2 separate regions of the Mus musculus genome follow, and region 1 is linked to region 2. Evidence: chromatin loops called from intact Hi-C (ENCODE). Cell type or tissue: gastrocnemius. All regions are shown on one strand.

Region 1 (2,500 bases), 160 kb after region 2:
GGCCCTGGCTCAGCAGACTCCCCAGCCCTACTGTTTTAAGTGATAATGGGGACAACCTTGGAAACGCACAGAACAAGGGAGACCAGTGTTAGCCATTAGGGACACACCCAGCAGAGCAATGCTCTTTAGCAGGGAAGTAAATACCTGAACTCCACTTTTGTTGTATGGCTATAAAAAGACTCAGGGGCCCCCAGGTGAGTTCAAAGTCCCCTCTGTTTACAGAACGGAGTCAATCTTGTTATAATGGACACACTAGAATTCACAAGCACAGAGCACTTGAGTCTCTTCTTTGACATATCTCCATAGAGATGGTCCTCTGTTTGTGGCTAACAGGTCTCTCCAGAGAGTGGAGAGAGGAACTGAGGAGCCCTGGAGTATCAGAGACTAGCTTTTCAAGCCCTATTAGACTTGCTTTGATTACTCAACCAGTGGCTGCTGTAGGTGACGGGCCAGGGTTAATACTTGGTAGGGTCTCAGCTCTCGTCTGAGCACACTGAGAGAGTGAGCTCTCTTCAGCATAGAAGTCTGTGCTCAGCCAGTGTCATCCCGTGAACAGTGGCCTGTGAGCTGTAAGGAGAAGGTCAGTCAGATGTCCCTGTTGCTGGTTCTTCAGAATAAACCCCATTTCCTTGTCCCATTCTCTTTTCTTGTCCTGCCTGCATCTCCATGGACCAACCTCACCCAGGCTGTTTTAGTTCCTCCCCCATATCTTCCTCAAAGCCACAGCTCATCGTAGGACTCCTGTGTTACCCCAAGCAAGGCCGAGGTTAGGAACCCCAAGGCACAAGGATCATGACGCCTGGCCTTTCGTGGTTTCTTCCAGCTGCAACTTTGGGGATGAATACTCTGTCCCTTTCTGTGTATGCATGGGCTAGATCGCTTCAACCAAGGATCCTTCCTGGTTCTAGACTGACAAGTGTGTGGAAGATGTGAGCAAACTCACCTTGATATTTCAGGCTGAAGCTTTATCTAATTAACAATACATGAGTTGGCAGCTAGGTCTGTGTGGTCAATGAGTTCAAGGGTTCCACCATTTTGGGAAACAAGGGCTCACTCCTGTCCAGCATTTTTGTATCTCAAAATTAGTGAAGATGAGGATGTCAGGTGTCAGCCTGACCTCTAGAGGCCAGACTTAAGGGCAAGGCATCAGATGATACTTAAGCCACAAATTTGTCCCAAGCCCAAGTACAAGGTTGACATATATAGCATCTGATAGTCTGGGCAAGCCAAGTGGTCCCTGGGGCCCACCATTACTATTGCACAACTTGGTATTTTGCCGTTCTTGGCTCATCCAAGCTATGTTTTTCTCCTGGTTTAGTTTCTCTTTCAAATTCCCTGATTTGAAATTGTAGACCTGGGTAGCCCAAGCAGAAGTGTCATCATCTGGCTTTGGCAACTTCCTCTGTGACTGGCCGTGGGAAAAGAAAGATGGGCTCACAGATCCTCAGAGAGCAAGGGAATCTTAAGGATCCGAAGCCTGCCATTTCTGTCCAGGCCTTCAGTCAGTTAGCAAGGTCATTGGAGTAACACATTCCTTAGATTATTGACTTAGTGAGTTCCTACTGTGTGCCAGGTGCCCTAGTGGGTGATGGAGGGACATGACCAAGATATCAAGCAATATCTTGTTACCCAGGAAGTTATCTAGGAAGGAGATAGTTAAATATGTGGTTAGGATGCACAGCAAAGTATAGTGTATTTGTGAGTAGAGAGAGAATGTGTTAGGGGAAGGGATGTTACCCAGGGAATCATAAAACCTTCATAGGAGAAGTGAAATCCATTCCCCAACTCCACCTTTCCTGAAGAAAAATTGACACATAAAATTTGTAGATATTTAAGGCATACAACTGCACATTTTGCTAAAAGTCTACACTGGAAAACAGTTGCCACTATCAAAATCCATCCCTTCCCTGAGACTGAGGAGTCAGAGCTCTGTCTCTTGGATTTCTGTCATTATCCTCACGGCTACACTGTGAAGGTTTCATCTGTGCCCCATCCTGCAAAGGGGTATATTGAAGCTTTAATCCCAAATTCCTAGGAATATGACCCTATTTGGACACAGCTCTCAGATCTCATCCAGGTAAGAGAAGGTCATTAAAGCCAGCTCTAATACGTTAGTCATTGTCCTTACGGGTCAACAGTAGATGAGGACAGAAACTGAGGAGGTAGCTCTGGAAAGGCAGAGGCAGAGGTCAGAATGATGCTGCCACAGGCCACAGAATTTGGGGACCTCTAGGAGACAGAAGGGAGTGGAGACTCCCTAAAGCTCTGTGGGAAAATGGCCCTGTCTGCTGACTGGGCTCAGACTTCTGTCCTCCCGAGCCATGGGACTTCATTAAAGAAATCTAAAAACGTGGTCACAGTGGTCCCATTATTCTCCAGAGTCCAAATGACTGAGATGTTCCTTAATTGGAGAGATAACATTTCTGATGTTAACCTTTCAAATAGATGAGCTTCCAGGAATGAAGGCTGGGTGACAGCTATGTAACACAGCATCTGCCCA
Region 2 (2,500 bases):
GTCAGCTGTCAGTCTGAAAGTCCTCTGCAGACTCATCTCTTGGAAGCTCAGTAGCAGCACGGTCCCTGTTTGGAAGGCTACAGAGCCTGGCTGTCAGAGCGAGCCTTTGACCTTGTCCCTTGGGTCTATTCTATTTCCTGGTCGTCTGCCATAGTCTTCTCTCCATACCGTCTTTAGTGTGATGGATTGCAGCTCTCTGAAACCATGGTCTTCAACTAAGCTTTCTTCTCTCAAGTTGTTTCTGCTTGATGCAAAAATAACTAACACGTCATGGAAATGTGCTTCCACAAAGGGAAACAATACAGCAATAGCTTATGGGCATCCTGCCCTTTGAAGAGATTTTTGTTTTTATTTATTATATTTAAGGATCTTCTTCCTGGCACTCATGCTGGGTGACTCACGAACACCTGTAATTCTAATTCCAGGGGGTCAGACTCTTGATTCTGGATTGTGTGACACAGATGTATACACAGAAATAAAAGAAAATAAATATATTTAAAGATTCTGCAAAGTCCTATTTGATTTTCAAAAAGTCTCTTCCAATGTGTGTGTGTGTGTGTGTGTGTGTGTGTGTGTGTGTGTGTGTGTAGGGGTTCAGGGGGTGGGGGGAGACACATACAGAGGTGAGATCATTCATTTGTTAGCCAGTCAACAAACATGGAATGAGTTCCTGTGTGAACCACATCAGAAGGCAGAGATAAACTCATGGTCCAAGATGCCTTAGATATGATATATACATCATTATATATATATATATATATATATATATATGTGTGTGTGTGTGTGTGTGTGTGTGTGTGTGTGTGTATGTGTGTGTGTGTGTGTGTGTGTGTGTGTAAATAAAATACTGTTTTATGTGTTTCAGGGGCATTTCAAATTATCCCCAAACCTTGTTTTTCTAGCACTGAGACAAGCGTTCGTTAGCATCGCTATTTCACAGGATGGTTGGTGGAAGAATTGGTTATAACCCACCCCACCTCAGCTTCTCTATTTTCTCACCAGACCACAAGGGGGCCCTGTGTGCAGCATCTCTGAGATGCCTCTCTAGTTTTCCACACTGGACCACGAGGGGGCACCATATATAGTATCCCCGAGAGGGCTCTCAGAGAACACGACTTTAGATGAGCAAAATGCACCAAAGAATTGTTACAGAAGCAAAGGGGTGCTAGTTCTCTGCCCCTGGAGGATAAGGAACTCTTGGGAGCCCCTTCCCAACAGGGTGCGCTGTCTGAAATGGGCCAACACCCCCAGGTTTACCTCGGTCGCCAGCGGCAGAGTGCATGCTACTTTGTTTCTAGCTTGTGTTTCTAGGTACAGGTCTCTACAAGCCCTAGTGTTTCTCGTAGATCTTTTGTTCCCTTCCTTGTTGGTTGCCTTTTGCAAACAGGACTAGCACTAAACCCAAACCCTCTTTTGTCAAACCCTAGGCCCTTGCCTGTGTGGACTGGGTGTCTAGACAGGTTTCACTTTTTTTTTTTTTTGTTTGTTTCATCCTAAAAACACCCCTGCTCCCCTCCCCCAGTCCTTTGCTTTGATACTTCAACCTTGTGCAAGACTCTGAGCTAACTCTCTGTGCCCTTCTAACCAATCCTAAAGTGTCCCATTGGCCACCCGATGTCATTTTGCATAGGGATTGAATTCCCAAAGAGCTTGGATGTTCTCAATCCTGCCCCATCCACACACACCTTTTAGGCAGCTAGATCATAAAAGCGACTCATAAAGTGCCTTCTGAAGGATGGCCGCTAGGATGTGGGCAGGGGTCTGGTGTCTGCCTGTACCCGGGCTGCTGGGTAGGCAGGCCAGTAGAAATTAAGGGAGTGTTTTCATTCAACGGCATTCTTTGCTGACTCTGGTCTCCCTGGAAAACAGTCTGTGAGAAGATAACATAAGATACTCTCTCTGTTAGCTCAGTTTTTCTTAATTATAGTAGTTTGGGAGATGACTTAAATCATGTTCTGAGGCTCTGAAGTGATTTTTTTTTTCTATCCTTCATATTGCAAAGGAATTTTTTGCAACGTAGGTATGAGTATTTGCTGATTTTTCAGTTGTCCCATTTTATCCCCCGTGTTTTTACCTCTATGCACTAAAATCCTTTCGAGGTTGTAATATATGTATATGGGTGAGTGTGTGTGTATGTATATATGTGGGTATATATATATACATATATGTATGTATGTATGTACACACACACACACACATATATATATATGTATATGTATATAATATTTAACTAACCAACCTTCCTTCCTCTAAGTGTTACAGCTCTGAAGGGTATTCTGGCATTCAGGAGCCAAGGAGTACCACAAAAATCACACCGTACAACAAACCTCAGACAACAGATTTATTGGGAAAGACAAGAGGGTGGCCGCTTCTGCTAGTGGAGGAGCAGTTCAGGACTCAGCAGAAGGCAGGGTTTTGTGGGGGGGTGGTGCGGGGGCGGCAGAGCTTTCCAGGGTAGCCAGGGGTTGGAGGAATTATGGGAGGATATACATGTACTGGA

What was found. Peaks named below come from ENCODE experiments on the same cell type or tissue, not always from the same donor. Only the 100,000 strongest peaks of a DNase experiment are listed, where the experiment ranks them.
Region 1: a loop joins it to region 2, with 2.2 times the contacts of the local background. A loop is called at or near these places in 10 of 42 quality-filtered maps.

The regions. Positions count from the first base shown.
Region 1 is chr13:41,458,768-41,461,267 of GRCm38, forward strand. It overlaps a transcript of Nedd9 not described here. Among named protein-coding and RNA genes, the nearest start is that of Gm32401, 27 kb to the right of the region's middle. In gastrocnemius, a CTCF peak has its summit at 1,133 (motif pointing left); no DNase peak of the experiment used is centred here; H3K27ac peaks cover 938 bases.
Region 2 is chr13:41,301,822-41,304,321 of GRCm38, forward strand. No RefSeq gene overlaps it. Among named protein-coding and RNA genes, the nearest start is that of Smim13, 53 kb to the left of the region's middle. In gastrocnemius, a CTCF peak has its summit at 1,046 (motif pointing right); a DNase peak (open chromatin) is centred at 1,067.